Linked DNA regions of Homo sapiens: region 2 is linked to region 1. A link is an interaction called in ENCODE POLR2A ChIA-PET data of the cell type or tissue named here. Cell type or tissue: OCI-LY7. All regions are shown on one strand. Links, peaks and the distances in the headings refer to the core of each region. The heading gives the core; the rest is flanking DNA.

Region 1 (9,581 bases), core at 1,057-9,056:
TGTCCTTCTTGTATTAGTAACATGGGGCTCAGAAATAGCAAGTAATTTGACTGCAATTACAGAGCCAGAAAGCAGGGTGGAGGAGGAAACTGGACTCCTCTATTGGCACCTATCGCTGGTACCAGCTGCCCAATGCCTAGGCTAAGAAGCTTGATGCCACCTCAATTGACCCATCTTTTCAACAGTCACTAATTGGCCAGGTTCTTTCTTGCCAGAACCTTGTGAGATGTGGTCACATTTATCCATAACCAAGGTGGCCATTGCATCTGGAATTAACAGCAAGCTTGTCCAAATTCTTAATGACATTCTAAGGGAATCCAGGAGAAGCTGGGGTAACAACCCTGAGACAAGAACAGTTAGCTTTGGGGGCACTGAATTGTCTTAATGGAATGTGGCCAAATGTGATTGGGGTAGGGGAGGATTACATCTCACCTGGAAGGGAACAAGAGTGTTTGTGGTCATACCTGGCAGTCCATGTACTGGCTCAATTAGGCACCACTTGATTGGGGCTGTAAATTCTAGAAGGGTGGAACGCATGTTTATCTTTTACACTGCGAAATCTCCCAGGCCTAGGACCTAGTACCTAGTAGGGGTTTCAATAAATAGGTACTGAATGATAACAATAACTCATGTTTATTAAGTGCTTACTAGATACCAGACACTCTGCTAAGAACTTTACAAGGGTGGTACACACCTCAGCTGCAAATGCAGCTACATCAGGAGATAGAAAAGATCCTGACACCTGAGTCCTGCTCCCCAAATGTTTTGCTTTAATTGGTTTAGGGTGAAAACCGGACCCTGGCATTTTTTTTCATGCTCTCCAGGTAACTCTAATATACAGCCAAGGTGGCGAGTATCACTTTATACGCCTCGCCTCGTCTAATTCTTCCATTAACCGTAGGAAGTGTTTACTATGCTTGTGCCCATTTTGTAGATGAGAAGGCAGATGCTCAGAAAGGTTAAATAGTCTGTCCAAGGAAGTGGTAGTGTCAGAATTTGAACCAAGGCAGCTGAACTCTTGACACCTGGGGCTGAGCCATGAAACCACACAGAATGAACATAGGGAAGATAGGAAATCATTAGAGCTGCAGATACAGGAAAAAGGTGTGGCAGGTGCACCTGCCTTGACCACAAGCTCCTCCTAAGGGAGGTGACTCCACCCACAGATGGATTCCATGCTTGGCTGTTTCTGAAATAAGAGTGACACCTTTCTGTGCCTGGTAACCTGTACCTTGGGCCAGATATCTTCCTGATATGCAAAAACTTTCCCTTCTGGCATAATCCCAGTTTACACAAGTTAAATAAGCACTTGTGAAATTAATTGCTTAATATTGCATTTTACAAATCGATGAATAAATCGAAGTACTGTCCACATCTCCCTCTTTAATCCCAAATATCCACTTTCCTTATTGGATCCCCTAAGCAGCTTATGCTCTGTCCTCTGGCTGTAATGATCAGAGCCTCAGAGCAAACAGTTCATTCATTCACCCATTCATTCATTCATTCATTCATTCATTCATTCGGTATCTTCTCTGCACCAGGCTGTCTCCTGAATGCTGGAGCATTTTCTCGTGGGTAACCATGCATCAAACAGCAATGAGAGAAGGACCTGAATTCATGCTGATTTTCACTTGCCTTAATGTAAAACAGGATTGCCTGCATTTCAGATTTTGCTAGTTTATCTTGCACGGCCAAAGCCCCAGTTATCTCTGCTTCACTAAGTCTTGAGATTGGTTTGGAACTTGAACATATATTCTTCAAAACCATTAAAAGTGGTTTAATTGGCTGTTCAGGGATGTCTTCCACTCTCCTCTTCAAATGGATCATCCCTCTCTGTCTCTCCCAAGAACTGGGAACTAGAAGCTCCTCGCCTGGATGATCCATTTCCCTGGATTTATTTATCTTGCTCTGGGCCCCAGAAGCATTAGGCTTCGCCTAGCAGATCCAGCCTCTCTTCGCTGCTGCACATCCAAATCCTACTTCAGACACCCACTGTAGCAAAACTACAGCCCTGGATGAAGGAGCAATGCCAGTCAGCATCATCCAAGGAGAAGGTCTGCTCTTTTAAAAAATTCAAACTATATCTTGATAAAACATGGTGATGAAGGCAGTCAAGGGAGGACATCAAGGAAGAAATACAGAGACAGCCACCTGGGGTTATGCAACACAGCAGAAACACAATGACCTTGGGAATCTGTGAGTCCTGATATGCTGGTCAGCTGCCAGGCATTTTTTGGGTGCCCATTATATTCCAGACCCAGGACCTGGTTCATATTCAGGCTCTTCTATCTCCTAGCAGTGTGACCTTAAGCAAGTCTCATAGCCCCTTTGAGTCTGTCTCATTGTTTAGTGCAGGGTCTCTGAAAATTAAGTGAGGCCATATATGTGAATGCATGTGATGATCTGCAGGTAACAGAGAAGTGCTGGTGCAATGGCTGGTTTAGAATACCAGTGGCCAGCCATTTGGAACTGGGCACCCCATGCCACCCACCCCTAGCGAGCTCCATGATGCATAATGTACATATTTGTATGCATACATAAGTATACATGCACATATAATAAATGCATAAATATGTGCATATTTTGCAAAGGTAAATAGAGAGAGAGATGGAGCTGCACTACAGAAATACAAAGACAAGCCTATTTCCAGATATTCTCTTGAATTCATTTCTAGACTATTTCTAGTTCTTAGCAAAGTGCTTGGTACATAATAGATACTTGACACATATTTGTTGAATGACCAGACATAAGAATCCATGATTTTTGTGTGTGCGTGTGAGAGAGAGAGAGACTAAGAGAGACAGAAAGAGAGAGAAATAGGGAGACAGAGAGCATATGTGTGTTCCTCAGCCTGAATGCCGCCCCTGCTGCCTTGGGAGGTTTGGACAAGCCCAGGCTGGAATACACTTGAAGGAGGGGCAGGACTTGGAGAAAGCAGAGAAGGGGGCTGGTAGGAAAGATGGAGGGACAGGATGGATAGATATAGTTATAACAATAATTCAAGAGGCAATATCATGTTTAATGCAAATTCCAGAAAATAAAATAAAATTAATAAAATACTGAATAAAATACCAAAAAAAAAAAAAAACACAAAACAAAACTATATACTTTTTTTTTTTTGAGACAGAGTCTTGCTTTGTCTTTTTTTGAGACAGTCTTGCTCCCAGGCTGGAGAGCGGTGGCATGGTCTTGGCTCATTGCAATCTCTGGCTCCCGGGTTCAAGCGATTCTCATGCTTCAGCCACCCAAGTAGCTGGGATTATAGGTGTACACCACCATGCCCAGCTAATTTTTGTATTTTTAGTAGAGATGGGTTTTCACCATGTTGGCTAGGCTGGTCTCGAACTCCTGGCCTCAAGAGATTCCATCTGCCTTGGCCTCCCAAAGTGCTGGGATTATAGGCGTGAGCCACCTCTCCCAGCCAAAAAACATTAACTCTCTAATTCCCCTTTCTCTGTCTTCTTTTTCCTTTCTAGTTAGAATTGTCAGATAAACACACAAACAGGATGCCCAATTAGGTTTGAATTTCAGATTAAATGGTAAATAATTTTATAAGCATGTTCCAAGTATTGCATGCACAAATATCACATGCTACATAACATGTACTAAAAAATTATTCATCCTGTACATTTATTTGCCCAATCTGGCAACCTTATCCAGTCGTTCTAGTAAAAGTTCCTACATTCTACTTTTTAAAAATGCCACATAAGTGCTCAAAGACCTTTGATCCTTTGATGGTTGTTCATTGTCTATGGGATTAATAATATTCCTTTAACCAGGCCTCTGGCCTCTGAGCCACAGGTCCCCTCTCTCCAGCTCCAGTCCACGTGGAAGCCTGGCCACTGATCGATGCAGTGCCCCCTCCACTCATGCCTGGCCTGGTCCTGCAAATACCTGTAAGCAGCTGTGGGTAGGGGCAGGTAGCTTTGGTCCATGTTTGGCTTCTAAATCACATTACCTTCATCCCCCACAAAAAGGTAAGTATCAGCTGGCCATGGAGCTCCTGCTGTCTTTTGCACAGAATCAAACCTCACACCTAAAAGAGAGAGGCCAAGCAGATTTTTCTTTACCTCTTCAGGACACCAAAAAGGTAATTCCCTTTTCCCTGGTCATGGAGGAGCTCAGAAAGAGCCTTATCAGAGATAAAGCCTTTGCAGTGGGTCGTCAACCGTCACTCACAGCCACTGCAGGCCCCAGCATCGGGTGATGGTGGAGCCCTGCTTGGTTTTTGTCGTGCTCTTTCAGCATTCCCACATTCCTCAGCCTGAACATCTCCCCTGCTGCCTTTGGAGGTTTGAACAACTCCACACTGGAATACACTTGAAGGAGGGGCAGGACTTGGAGAAGGCAGAGAAGGGAGCTGGTAGGAAAGTTGGAGGGGCGGGTGCTTGGAGCTCCCATTGTATCCTGGGAACCGTCTCTTGAGCCTGGGTCACCTCATCTAGAAAAACAGGAACCACAAGGTCTGCCTGCCCCTCAGGATAATGGTGAGGGTGCAGTGAGATGGTGCGTGGTAAGCCTCCCCCTGTACAGTCTGTCCTCGTCGTGGTAAGCCTCCCCCTGTACAGTCTGTCCTCGTAAAGTTTCACTTCCTTTTCCTAGTGTACAGCCTGCAGTGGGGCATCTAGCCTCCTAGGGTTGGTTCTAGCCAAGTTGGTATTGAGTTGAATGGTCTTCTGCCACTGAGCTGAGCCAAAGACCCCAAGCCTGGTGTCTAAAACCCCTCACTAAGAGCCCATCTTGGAGATAAGTCAGGGACTGATGCCTCTGATTAGGCCGTCCCTCCCTGTCTTGGGGAATCAAGGTGACACGAGGAAACCCTCATTCAGCTTGCATTCTCCAAAAATAGCCTATCACTCACCAAACTCTTCCCAGCTGTCATCCCAGTAAATTCCCCCAACAACCCTGAGGTTGGGCTCCGTTACCAGTCACGTTTTAAACAGCTAGTCACCAGGGCTCTTGGCTGTTGGATTTCACGGCCTGTGATCTTAACCCAGAGCCCTTAAGAAATTGGAGGTGAATTTTGGCTCCAAGGGCAGTCCCTGCTGCAAGCTTGGAATTTCCATCCTTCCCTGCCTTTCATCTGGGAATAGAGAGGGGCCTGGACACCGCCACCTCCTGGTGCACTGAATGTACCCAGGCTTGCTTCAAAACCAGCCACCTGGCTCCCACTCTCAGCAGTAAGTCCCCCCTCCCTCACAACCACAATCTTTTTCCTGGGTGTTTTTTTTGTTTTTTCTTTCTGTGGCTCTGGCCTTCTCTCCCTGAAAATACAGTTTGCTGATATTAAAAACACACACACACAATCACAAACACATTTTATATAGTCTTTGAAGTCTACTGGCCTCAGGCTCCTGGACTGATAAGTATGCAGATAGAGCGCAGACCAGAGCTGGGAAGACAGTACCCTGTGCAGGCGGAGGCAGGGGCCCCCGCGGGGGTGGGAAGGGACAGAGACGCCAATGGGTCCCAGAGGCAGGGCGTCCCACCCTGTTCATCTAAGCCTGAAGGAGAAAATCGGATCAGGTTGGGGAAGGGGGGATGAAGCCCGTCAGGGCTGCTGCTCCTGGGCTCTCCAAAATGAGGTCTGCTCTCAGAGGCTGGGCCATCAGGGGTTCCCTCTTTTTTTTTTTTTTTTTTTTTTTTTAGACAGAGTCTCGCTCTGTCGCCCAGGCTGGAGTGCAATGGCGTGATCTCGGCTCACTGCAACCTTTGCCTCCCGGGTTCACGCCATTCTCCTGCCTCAGCCTCCTGAGTAGCTGGGACTACAGGCGCCCGCCACCAAGCCCTGCTAATTTTTTTTTTATATTTTTAGTAGAAACTGCGTTCACCATGTTACCCAGGATGGTCTTGATCTCCTGACCTAGTGATCCATCTGCCTCGGCCTCCCAAAGTGCTGGGATTACAGGCGTGAGCCACCGCGCCTGGCCCATCAGGGATTCCCTCTCAAAACAGGGAGGGGAAAAGGATGTTTCATGTGCCCCAAGGCCTCAGAGGGCATCTTCGTGCCCAGGAAAAAGATTAAGATGGGGAATTGTTGAGGTTCTGGGGTCAGTGTAGTTCTAGAAAAGAGGCACGTTTATAAATTGTGGCAGGCAGGGTAAAGAGGAGGGTACAGAACAGTAACCTCTGTCAGCCCCTTCAAAGCTGCTACAAAGCTGCCTGGATAAGGACACCGCCCACCAGATACTCAGCAGAATCACTGGGGCAGTGATGCCCTCCTGGCACAGCAGCAGACGCCCAGCTCTTTGTAAACCCAGGGAAGGAAGGTGCCACCTTAAGGGAACTCCCAGGTTGATGAGCACAGGGCTGCAGGGAGAACCCAGACATTAGGACCTGATGGCCTGATGAGGTGGTGGAGGACAGAGCCCATGACCTCCTAGGTACTGAGAGCTCCCAGGCTGAGGAGAAAGCTCCAGCTCTTGTTTCACAGGGAAGTCCCCAGTGAAATAGGGGAAGGAGGACCTACATAAGCACAGGAAGCTCCGACGCAGAAGTCCTCTTCACTCTCAATTCTGCAGTCACCAAACCTGGCACCTCTTACCCATCCCCAGACTTGTGCCAAGGGGTCTCGCAGAGGAGCCTTCCCTACTTTCAATGCTTACTGTGTTGCTTTCAAAGCTTGGTCCCCGCATCTAGTCTGAATTCTCTGACTGCCTTGGGTCCCTCAGAAAGAGACATCTGACCCCACTTCACTTCCACTTAACCTGCACTGTCCCATCCATCCCCATCACCCCTCTCCCCAATTCCACCCCACCCATCTGTACCACCCATCCCTGCAGCTTCTCAGCTCCCTAGTGTCCTCACCTTTGTACATGGCTTCCAGCAATGGAACCCCTGTTTGTGAGCTCATCACTTGTCGAGGGCTGGGCTCCTGATCTCATCAGCTTCATCTCTCAGCTCCTAACACAGTGCCCAGCCACTATGTTTATCTCACATTAGCTACATGGCCCATGTATGTTATCTCATCAATACATAGGAGACCAAGGCTCTGAGAAGCCTGACAACTCGCTCCCCCATCACCCGGGGAATTCTTGTCATCCCTTACGTCACAGCCTAAATGTCCCTTCCTTGGGGAAACTCTCTCTGACATCCCCCACCGCACCCCATCCTCCCCACTCCAATGCAGCATCTTGTGCATCTCTGTAGCACTAATCACAGTGGCATTTAATGAGTTGTTTCTGCAATGGTTTGCTCTCTCCCCACTCATGCATATGCTCCTCAAGGGATGGCAACATGTCTCTATTGTTTACCACCCTGTCCTGAATGCAGGGGCCCTGACTCAGAGAAGACTCCGGGTAATTATTTACCATTTGAAGAATGAATGGCTTCCTAAGTTTGTGCACCTAGAGCTCTCTGGCCTTCAGCTGCTTCATCTGTAAGTAGGCGGAGCCTTAGGTCCCCAGGACTAGCTCACTCTTAAGATGACTTCTCATTCTTAGGTCCTAGAAAATGCTTTTTAAAATTCCATCTTCCTTTCCCAAATGGAAACAACAATGTCATACCAATCAGGTTGGAAAAAAAATGAGAAATTTGGATAATGCCATGTGCTGAGTACCAGTGTCCTCGAAGAAACCTGTCAGTATTCAGGGAAATGAAGTACTGCACGCCTTCTGACCCCACCATCCCACTCCTGGGGAGACTCCGGGGAAACACTCACGTGGTCCCAGTGGGTCACCCACATGGTGGGGCATCGGAGGCAATCTAGTGTCCACCCCTGGAACAGCGGACATCTCTAGAGAAACTCTGCAGCAGTCAGAAACATCGAATGAGATAATGCACAGCAACTCAGGTAGATCTTAAAAACATGGTGTTAAGTGAAAAAATTAAGCAACAGAATGAGATCTATAGCCCAATACAATTTATGTAAATTAAAACACATTCGCACAATAAACAACACCATATATTTTATAGGCACCATCCGTATCTGAGGACATATATTAGAGATTTTAGAGTGGAGCTACAGAGGGGGCAGTCAGGAGGGGCCAGGCAATAGCATCAGGGAGAAGGAGAAAAATCGAACAAAGCAAAACAAGAGTGAGGCTGTGTGAGATCAGGATGTTAATGGATGGTGAGTTGAACGTTGTGTTGGACTTGGACTAATCCAACTCTCTTTTCAAGGTGAATGTAATGACTGATTAACGAACGAAGACTCCACCTTCTCTTCCTCTCGTGGATCCCAGCGAACTTCCAGGGCATGGGTTGGCATAGGTTTGAAGAAGGTTTCTCGGCCTCTGCACTGTCTACATTTTGGGCCCGCTGAGTCTTTGTAGTTGGGGCTGGCCTGTGCATTGTAGGATGTTTAGCAGTTTCCCTGGTGTCCACCTACCAGATGCCAGTTGCACCTACCAAGTTCTGACACCCAAAATGTCTTCAGACATCGCCAAATGTCCCCTGGGGGACAAAAATCACCCCTGGTTGAGAACCACTGGGTTGGAATACAAGCCTGAAAAACCGCTCCCAGTCTGCCAGGTAAGTGACCCACACTTGCTTTACAAAACCCCATGCACGGAGCAACAGAACCTTGGGACCTGGGACTAAGCTTGTAGCTCCGTGTTGAAAGCCTGCAGCGTCACTTGCATTTTAAATCAAGGCTCGGTGGAGATTCCAGTTACAGCCTGCAACTGCATCTGCCTTGGGCTTCCTCCTAATTTTAACCAGCAGCTGGATTTGCATAGGACATTTGCATCTGAAATTACCCATGATTCTTTGGGAGCCATAGTCTACAGCAGATGATGGCAAAAAATATATATAATTCCATTTCAGCTTGCAAAGTAGGGGGGAGGAAGGAGATGAAGACTTCAGGGAGGGAGGGTACTTTAAGAAAATTTCAGTGCTTTATATAATTGGTTAGAGAGGTTGGAAATAGATGCCCTGCTGGTCACTGGCAGAGAGAACTGTCCTGGCAATTCGTATGTGAATTAATGACTCAAAGAGTGAATGCATGAGGTCCCCTGAGACTCCCCCAGGAGCGAGCTACTGACCCAAGTGGAGGCAGGCAGAGGAGAGGGAAGGATGGTGCAGACCTGTGTACAGAACAGCACACAGCCCAGCCCCAGGCCTCCAGGAGCCCAGCCACCCGCTAGCACTGGCCGGCCCGGGAGCCTGCCACATGCCCGAGAGCACTCACTAAGTGCCTTCCCACCGTGGGCCATTTCATCACACAGCCCCACCCCTCTTGATGAAGGCATCGTTCCCCTCATTTAGAAGAGGAGGAGGTGGAGATTCCCAAGTCTCACTCTCAGTAAAGAGCAGAGCCTGAATTGGAAGGAAATTCTGCCAGACTCTAAAACCAGTGCTCCTTCCACTAAGACCCTCAGTGGGTCATTTGCTGACTTGCAAAGTTAATATACAGGCAAAAGCATGGCAGGTCATGCCAACAGGAGCAGACGACCCCTCCTTTACAGTTCAGCAGTTTCTGCTCAACCCAAGATTTGGCCAGGCCTGGGTTCCAGAATGTAAAAGCAGACATCTGCAAGCCATGCCCTAAATTCCAGGTGAGGTGTGTCTGTGCCACATGGGCTAAGGCTTAACTGGCACCTTCCTGGTTGCCATCTGCAGACACCAAGGTTAACCACACC
Region 2 (9,581 bases), core at 802-8,801, 450 kb after region 1:
GCATTCATTCACTCCTGAAATAAACATTTACAGAATATTTGGACTGGGCAGTGTTCTAGGTGCTGGAGATGCAGCAGATCCCTGCCTTAATGGAGCTCACATTCTAGCAAAGGAAAATGGACACTTTTAAAAGGAAATACATAGAACCTAGTACCTAGGCTGCATATACACTAAGGAGAAAGCTGAGGCAGGGACATGGGATCCTGAGTGCCGGAGGAAAGGGGTTGCTCTTTTAAATCATGTGATCAGGCCTCCCTGATAGGATGACATTTGAACAGGGACCTGAATGGAAATCTGGGAGATGCACAGACCAGGACTGGTCCAGGGAACCGGAAGGGTGGCCTTGCAGCCAGAAGGACTTTGCTCCCTGTGCCCACCAGGGAGAGCCGGGCTGCTTCCGAGGAGCGCCATCTTGGGGTAGGAAGAAGGACAGGGGCCCAGCTATTCTGTTTAGCCTTTGTTGTAAGGGAAAAAAACTCAATTACACCTACATTTACAACATATAGGAGTGAGAGCCAGTGTCGTTACCAGAATGTTGCAGACCCTATACTCAGGTGTGCAGCTGAGACGACTTCATGGGGCCAGAGTCTCAGATTTCTACTTGACTTTACTTAATAGCCTGGGGTCTGTTGGCCTCCTGCCCTTAGCCTCAGAGTGACATCTGTGTCACTTGGCTTCTTGCTTTTCCAATAGGAATTCTTTCTTCTTCAGAAAAACAAAAAAAAATTAAATTTGGGTCGCTTTCCACTTTAAACCAACCATGCCCATTATAGAAAAAAAATAGAGAAAGGTATTAAAAATCTCCCCAATTTTGCCACTCAACGACACCCCCTACTGTGGTGTGTGTCCCTCTGGTCTTTTTCTTCTGTGCAAAGTTTTTGTTTGGCTTGATGTTTGCTTAGGTACGATTATGCTAAATATACAATTCCGTTTCTTCCTTTTTTCACTTAGCATTTTATAATAAGCATTTTCCCGTGTTATTACAAATCCTAGGTAAACATCATTTCAATAGTTGCACAATATTCCATGGAGTGAATGTATCAAGGTTTATTTAAACATCTCCCCTCCTGTTGGGCCTGCCTGTAGATTTTTGTTTTCTGTTGGGTTCTCTTTCTATCACAAATAAAACGTCCTTTGTTTTCTTATTCCTCCCTATCTGGGGCCTTCATCAATATTTACAAGAGAATGCCAGTCTAGGTCCCGTCTGCAATGGTAGAGTTGTTGAAACAACCACAGAAGCCATAGCATTTGCCTAGGGCTGGGGCCTGGCCCCTCTGTGACTGTAGGACAGAGCTGTCCTTGGAAGCCTACGGCGAGAGAGGCAAGGCTGGCTGGAGGGGCCATCCAGGGGCACCACATTCACTGGGCCCCTGCTCTCCTCTGCGTGCTTTTATATGCATCTCCTCACTGATCCTCACAACAACCCTATTTTACGGGTGAGAAAGCTGAGGCTCAGAGAATTTAATGAAATTTGCCTTCATGGCAAAATCCAAAGACCTTTTCTGTTTTCATTAAAAGTGCTTGAATCCAAGGCCAGCCAGAGTGGCTTATGCCTGTAATCTGAACACTTTGGGAGGCCCAGGTGGGAGCATCTCTTGAGGTCAGGAGTTCAAGACCAGCCTGACCAATATGGTGAAACCCCGTCTCTACTAAAAATACAAAAATTAGTTGGGCATGTTGGTGCACGCCTGTAATCCCAGCTACTCAGGAGGCTAAGGCAAGAGAATCGCTTGAACCCAGGATGCAGAGGTTGTAGTGAGCCAAGGTTGAGCCACTGCACTCCAGCTTGGGCGACAAAGTGAGACTCTATTTTAAAAAAAAAAAAAAAGTGCTTGAATCCAGCCTTACTGCCTTGCATGCAATACTCTCTCCACTCCTCTATGCTGAGGCAGTGGAGGCCAGGACCCAGCATCAGCCTTGCCTCCGACCCTGTCTCCACCCACACCAATCAATTGTGCTCCATCTTTGAACTTTGAACTCAAAGGACATATTCTTAAATTCTCTAATCCTCAATACCTGCATCTGTAAAATGGGTTTGCCACTGCCAGCCTCAAGAAGATACTGTGAGAACTAACAAAATAATAGAGGGAAAGCTCCCGGCCCAGGAACTGCTACTACTACATCTTGTACTACTTGCAGTCATGCCTGTAATCCCAGCACTTTAGGAGGCCAAGGTAGGAGGATTGCTTGAGCCCAGGAGTTCAAGACCAGCCCGGGCAATGTGGCAAAATCCCATCTCTACAAAATATACAAAAATTAGCCAGGCGTGATGGTGTGTGCCTGTGGTCCCAACTACTTGGGAGGCTGAAGTGGGAGGATCACTTGAGCCTGGGAAGCAGAGGTTGCCTTGAGCTGAGATCATGCCACACTGCACTCGAGCCTAGGTGGCAGAGTGAGACCTTGTCTCAAAAAATAAAAATAAATAAAAGTAAAATAAAAATAAAAATTTGTTAAAGTAGGTCTTGGAAGAACAGTTGTCGCCTGCAGCGGGGCTGCCCTAAGCCAGTTCAGAGGAGGAGGTTTTCTTTTACCACCCCCACCACCTCCTGCTCTCTTTCATCCTGGCCCTGGAGGAGGAAGGTTGAGAATTAAGCTGCAGCGGCCGATTCTTGTCTCAGAAGGTCTGGGGCAGGGGATGCTCAACATAAAAGTTACTCATATTTTAGACCATCCAGGTTTTGAGACTGTGAGACTCTACTCTGCTCTTCCAGAGTAGTTCAGGATTGACTGACTGGCTGATTTGAGTTTCCTCAGGCTGAAAGCATTAAGCAATTTCCAGGGGGTGTCAGTCGGAGCTGTGGAGCTTCAGAAGCTGCTCAGAGGCCCCTGGGAACCCTGAGAAAATGCGAGATGGAGGGGGCTCCCTTCTTTCACAGATTGGGAGAAATCACCACTTGGGGGAACTGGGAGTATGCTGGGCTGTGTCTGAGCTGCAAATATTAAAGGCCACAGACAGAAGCAGCCGGCACTTCCCATCTTTGTAATCCTTACTGGAAAGGGCCTTGTGGCCCTAGGGTGCCCCTCGGATCCTCCTGAAGCTGTGGCTTCAGCCAGGAGCAGCCCCTAGGCTGGGGCAGAAGGCAGAGCATGAAACACAAAGGGAGGAGGTAACTTCAGGGAGCGAGAAGAAAGGACAGCCTGGAGGAAAGTCTCCACAAACAGCTCTGACCCTGGGGTTTTTTGAAATGTGAGATGTGAAAACAAAAATGAAAAAGCGATCAAGTTTGCATTGCTTTTTTGTGTGCAGGGAGGAGACGCAAATTTTATACCATAATAAATAGAGTTCCTCTCACCAGGCTCTGTGCAAATACTTTACTGTTCTTCCCTCACTCTTCCCTCAATACATCACTGTCTGACAGAGCAATTATCTTCGTGATATAGAAGAGGAAGTGGAGACAGGACCCTGCACAAAAATTACCTATTGATTTAATGATTATTAGTAATTATAACACCTACTTTTTATTGCTAAAAAACTGGAATAAGGCATGTAATCATTGTCAATACATTTATAAAACACAAGACTAATAAGAGCTTTACTTATATTGTCTCTGGCCAAATTCTCTCTTTCCCATCAATTTTTCCATGTCTTGAATCTGGTCATGTGACTTGCTTTGGCCACTGTGGGGCAGTAACAAATTTGACATAAGCAGAGGCTTGAAAATTGCTAGGGCATTGGATGTGCTCTCTTGTGGCTCTTAGAAATCACGAGACTGCCGCCATGTGAACAAGCCCAGCCTAGGCTGTGGGATGATGAGAGACCCATAGACCAGTTACCCTAGTCAACAGCCAGTTACCAGTTACCCCAGTCAACAGCCAGCCAAACCCCCAACCTGTGAGTGAGGCCACTGACCACCAGCTGACCAACCACAGATACCTGAAAGAACCCAACCAAGACTGGCAGAACCTAACCAAGACTGGCAGAAGAACCACCTAGCTGAACCCAGCCCCAGTTGCCAATCCACAGGCTCATGAGAGAAATAGATAGTTGTGGTTTTAAGCCAGTCAATTTTGGAATGGTTTGCAACACCACAATAGGTAAGTGACACAACAATCCTGTGATATCTCATCACTTTGCAGTTGAGGAAACTAGAGTTCAAGAAAGTGAAATCTCATTCCCAGGGTCACATGCCTATAAGATAGAAGAGCTGGGAGACCTACCCCACACCTCCACCGCCCAGGTCTGCCTGACTCCAAATCCTGGGTTCTTCCTTATTCAGCCATAGGGCCCTGGCTCTGGTCTAGCCAGACTAGGGCACTGGGGACCCTCTGGGTGCCTGCCTGGCCAAGGGGCTTGGTGCTAGCCCTCAGCTAGGTCTTTTCCATGACCCAGGAACCAATGTCTACAGGGAGAAAACTCTGAGCCACCTCAGAGGAGCATCTTTACAAAAAGATCAAGAGATTAGCTCCTTGAAAAGCAATCACTGACACCTATTGAGCACAGCCACTCTATCGGCCAACTATCTTGGGATAGAGCACCTGCACTCTGCCCCCAAGAGCCTCCCCGCTGCTGAAAGGTGTTCTGTTGCCATTACCTGGGGATTGTTGCTACCTAGAGGATCCCCGAACCAATGACAGGCAGGAGTTGGTGTGTAAATACCCCAGCTCCCTCAACCCTGGAGTGAGATAACTCCTAGGTTCATGTTCTGCACTGGCTCCCAGATTTCCTGGTAGGACTGAGCCCCAGTTTCCACCAGCACTACCTACCTTGATAACATCCCTATAATAATATCACCCCAGTCTTCCTGGCTGGTGCTCCTACCTACTCCTCCTCCCTTTGTGAGACCATAGAGGAGCTGCACCCTTCTTTCCCCTCAAACCTGCCCCCCTCTACCTTCTTGAGGGCTTCACACCACAGACAGCCCTACACTGGCACCGACAATCCTCCACTAGCTCCTAGACGATTCCAAGTGGCATTCAGATGGGCTCTGGGATCTTTTATCTTAAAAGAAAAGCCACTTCCACATGACTTGCTTGGTAGTACAATAAATAAAAACCATGAATATACTTTAGAAGGTTAAAAACACTACACAGATATAATGTATCTTATTTGCAATGAGTGTCAAAGTGATGTGGTTTCTTTGTGTTCTTGAAAACAGTTTATCCTCTAAAGATTTTTGATTCTTTCTCCTGCAATCATGTTTATATGATCACATTCAGCAATCTTCACTTTGTAGATAAAATGAGGGTCAGCTTTAACCTGGCCTCAACTTGAATCAGAATACGTTCTGAGTGAATCCTTTTAAAAACAAAACAAAAACTCCTGTTATAGAATCAGATTTGAGGGAGCCAGTATCAGGCACCACCCACACCCTGGGGTTAAGTGTTTAGCTTCCTCAGTTGTACCCAGAAACATTTAAACCCATATCCGGTACCTTTTGACCACTTGCTTTCAGTTCCTAAATTTGGTCTCTCTCCCCTGGATGACACAGTGGGGTGGATGGTGGAAGATGGTGACAAATTAGGACAATATCAACCTCAAAAAGCCCAGGCAAGTAATGTCTTTCGTACAGATTGTCTTTTTAAAAAAACACTATTGTGGCATAATACATATAACACAAAACATACCATTGTAACCACTTTTAAAAGCATGCCATTCAGTGGCATTAAGTGCATTCACAACAGTGCATCTATTTGTGTTGTATGTGATTACAAAAGATACACAAACATTTATTGTAGAATATGCAACTGGAAAAATCCAGAGAAGCCCAAGAAGACAGTAAAAATCATTTCCTCCCAGAAATAATTTGTTATTGTTTTGACTTCTTTATTTCCAGTTTCTTATTACCCATAATTTTAAAAATAAAAAATGGGATCTTATACATAAGATAAAATTTACCACTTTTGCTATTTTTAAGTGTACACACTTCAGTGGCAATAAGGACTTTCACATGGTCATGCAACCACCGTCATTATCCATCTCCTTTTCCATCATCCCAGGCTGAAACTCTGCACGCATTAAAGGATACCCCTCTGTCTCCCGCTCCCTCCATAAGTAAAAGTTGTCTTTAACTTTGCAAAGCATCCTTCACGAGGATGAGGAAGTTCTTTGCTCAGTCAGCACAGAAAATTGGAAATGTGCCTTAAGCACAAAGACATACTGGTTTTCATTCATTCTGGAAAGTTCCACAAACAACGCGGCACCCAGCTCAGTAGGATGCTCCAGGGCAAGAGAATCTGCTCTCTCCAGAGGACATGATGAATAGCTTTCTTCTCTAAGTCACCAGCGCTCCCTCCTTATTGCCATGGGGAAAGACAAAAGGAAAATCACCCTCTCTGTTCTCCAGGTACTCCCTCCATCCTCTCGCTACATGAATTACTTTTGGTGTTGTAACAAAAATATAGGTTGGAAATGATAGAGGTATAAAACATGGGGATGATTTTGTTCCATCGTGCATCCTAATTATGCAATGACAGGCACTTTTGGGTACGTGGAACTAAGTAACTACGATCATGGAGTAAGAATCGCTTCAAGGTTGTTTGACACCCAGGACAGGGACTGTATTTAAGAAGCATCACGTTGCTTTAACCACAGGGATGAATGGGAGTATGGAGGATTGAAAGACCAAGGCTTGGGTGCAAAGTGGGCATCAGGGAAGGTTTCCAGAGGCAGCAAGGTCCACAAAGGGAGTGACAAGGCTAGCACATCTGCCTGTCAAATTGACAGGCATGGGTTCCACCCTTCATCCATCAGATGTTCATTAAACCAGTACTACTTGCAAGGTGCCAGGGGAACTGTTGTGAATGGCTGAGCCCATTGTGCTAGGGATGCTGAGAAATAAACAGGTGAACAATTACAGAAAATGATGGGAGATTGGCACAGATTCAGCGCAGGAATCAAATGTAATGCTGGGGTGGAGAGTGACAGCGGGGGTACACTTAAGATATTTCTCAAGGTGGCTTCCCCAAACAGGTGGCATTTAAGCTGAGATGTGAACAATAAGGAGGACTTGGCCAAGAGGGAGGAAGTGTGGGGTGGGGGAAAGGGAGGGAGGGAAGATGAGAGAGAGAGAGAGGCACAAGAGGAAGAGCACTCTAGGGGAGGGAACACCAAGAGCAAAGGCCCTGTGTCCTAGCCCAAGTGAAGGCCAATGTGGCCAGAGAGGGGATAGGAGACCAGGTTACACAGGTGTTGTCAGCCAAGATAAGAAGGGTGAATTTTATTCCTAGTCCACTGAGAAGCCTTCAGCAGATTTTGTTTACTTAATTTTTACAATAAATATCTTATTTTACAATAGTTTTAAATGTACAGGAAAGTTTCAAGGATAATACATCGCACATACCCCACACCCAGTTTCCCCTGTTGCAAGGGTCCTCAACCCCTGTTGGGGTTCTGGTACTGGTTCATGGCCTGTTAGGAACCAGACCGCATAGCAAGAGGTGAGCGATGGGCGAGTGAGCATGACTGCCTGAGCTCTGCCTCTTGTCAGATCAGCAGCAACACTGGATTCTCATAGGAGAACGAACCCTATTGTGAACTGTGCATTCAAGGGATCTGAGTTGCATGCTCCTTATGGTAATCTAATGCCTGGCAATCTGAGGTGAAACAGTTTCATCCTGAAACCATCCCCTGCCACCCCAGTTCATGGAAAAATTGTCTTCCACGAAACCGAAACCGGTCCCTGGTGCCAAAAGGGCTGGGGACCGCTGCCCTATTGCTAACATGTTGCATTAGGATGGTTCACTTGTCACAACTAAGGAGCCAGCATTGATACATTATGATTAACTAAGGTCCATACTTGATTCAGATTTCCCTTTTATCTGATGTCCTTTGTACTCCAGTGTTCCATCCAAGACACTGCATTACTTCTAGTTGTCATGTCTTCTTAGGCTTTTCTTGGTAGTGATGGTTTTGATACAGGGCAGGCAAACCTCCAAGTTGGGGCTTATCCTGGGAGGGTTCTTCACCCAGGAAAGAATTCAAGGGTGAACCAATGGTGATAAACAGCAACTTTTATTGACGCAGCAGTGCACAGCAGCAGCAGCAGCGGGAATGCTCTCTGCAGAGCAGGGCTACCCCATAGGTAGTGCACCCAGAGTAGCAGCTCAGAGGCAACTCTGTGCTCATATGTATACCCACTTTTAATTACATGCAAATTATGGAGTGGTTTGGCAGGGCACAGTGGCTCATGCCTGTAATCCCAGCTGAGGTAAGTGGATTACTTGAGGTCAGGAGTTCCAGACCAGCCTAGGCAACATGGCAAAACCCCATCTCTACTAAAAATACAAAAATTAGCTGGGCATGCCTGTAATCTCAGCTACTGGGAGGCTGAGGTGGGAGGATAGCTTGAACCCGGGAGGCAGAGGTTGCAGTGAGCCAAGATCATGCCATTGCACTCCAGCCTGGGCGATAGAACAAGACTCCACCTCAAAAAAGAAAATGGGGTGGTTTATGCAAAAATTTCTAGGAAAAAGGGTGGCAACTTCCAGGTTGTTGGGTTGTTGCCATGGAAATGGGTAGTAACTTCCAGGTGGCCATGGTAAACTGACAAGGCACACTGATGGGCGGATCTTACAGAAAGCTGCTTCCACCCTGACCTGTTTTAGCTAGTCCTCAATTTGGTCTAGTGTCCGAGCCCCACCCCTAGAGCTAAATCTCATTTCCTTCCTCAGTTTTCCAGAGCTTCCTTGTTTTTGGTGTTCTTGACAGTTTTGAGGACTGCTGGTCAAGTGTTTTGTAGACTGTCTTTTCAACATGGTTTTGGTTGATGTTTTTCTCATGGAGTTATGGGTTTCTTGACTGGGCTTACGGGTTTTAGGAGGAAGACCACAGAGGTAAAGTGCCCTTCTCCTCATATGATATTAAGAGTGCATGCTACTAACACAACTTATTACTGTTGATGCGGACCTTGATCACCTGGCTGAGGTGGTGTTTGCCACATTTCTCTGCTGTGAACCTATTCTTTTTTCCCCTTGCCATACTCTACCCTAGAGAAGGAAGTCACTGTTTGCAGCTTATAGGGTGAAGTGTCATGTTCTGCCTCCTTGATGCAGGGAGTATCTACAAAAATTATTTGGAACTCGTCTCTGTGGCAGATTCATCTATTCTTCCTTATTTATTTACTTATTCAATCATCTATTTATATCAGTACAGACTCATAGATATTATAGATACAGATATCATAGATATTTTCTTTATACTTTGAGTTATACTGCAATACTACATTGTTTAATTCCTTAATCAGATTATCTAGTTTGGGCCATGAGGAGCTCTTTCAGTTGGCACCTCTGTCCTTTTGGTACACCCTCACTGATTTCTTTTTAGCATTTTCTTACTCTGACGCAGACTCATCTTCTGTATTTCCAGCCCAGTCTTAGGACCAGACATTTCTCCAGGTAGCAGTGGTTTATTTTTTTAGAGAAGAATATTGAAAACCAAACTCTGGACACTGGGTCTTCAGAGGTTTTGGCACACACTGGTGGTCTAGGGAAGAAATCACAATTTTTTTTCTTTCTCTTCTTAGGCCCATAGTTGAGATACTCTCCTGAAAACAAAAGTCAGATTAACAGAAGAAAAACAAACTGAAGTTTATTAACACATGCTATACCCATCATGTGGGTGAGGCTTCAGTTCAAAAGTATTT

The links. Peaks named below come from ENCODE experiments on the same cell type or tissue, not always from the same donor. Only the 100,000 strongest peaks of a DNase experiment are listed, where the experiment ranks them.
Region 2: POLR2A ChIA-PET joins it to region 1 with 6 read pairs; 1 of 35 experiments calls an interaction of 5 or more read pairs at or near these places.

What each region holds. Positions count from the first base shown.
Region 1 is chr1:18,036,764-18,046,344 of GRCh38, forward strand. It overlaps LOC105376812 (a long non-coding RNA gene), which reads left to right and starts at 6,991. Exons shown (of 3, transcript XR_947008.3): 1 at 6,991-7,792; 2 at 8,122-8,472. In OCI-LY7, for the core only: a CTCF peak has its summit at 5,115 (motif pointing left); DNase peaks (open chromatin) are centred at 1,078 and 4,568.
Region 2 is chr1:18,486,010-18,495,590 of GRCh38, forward strand. No RefSeq gene overlaps it. Among named protein-coding and RNA genes, the nearest start is that of KLHDC7A, 9.9 kb to the left of the region's middle. In OCI-LY7, for the core only: no CTCF peak of the experiment used is centred there; a DNase peak (open chromatin) is centred at 5,362; H3K4me3 peaks cover 865 bases; H3K27ac peaks cover 495 bases.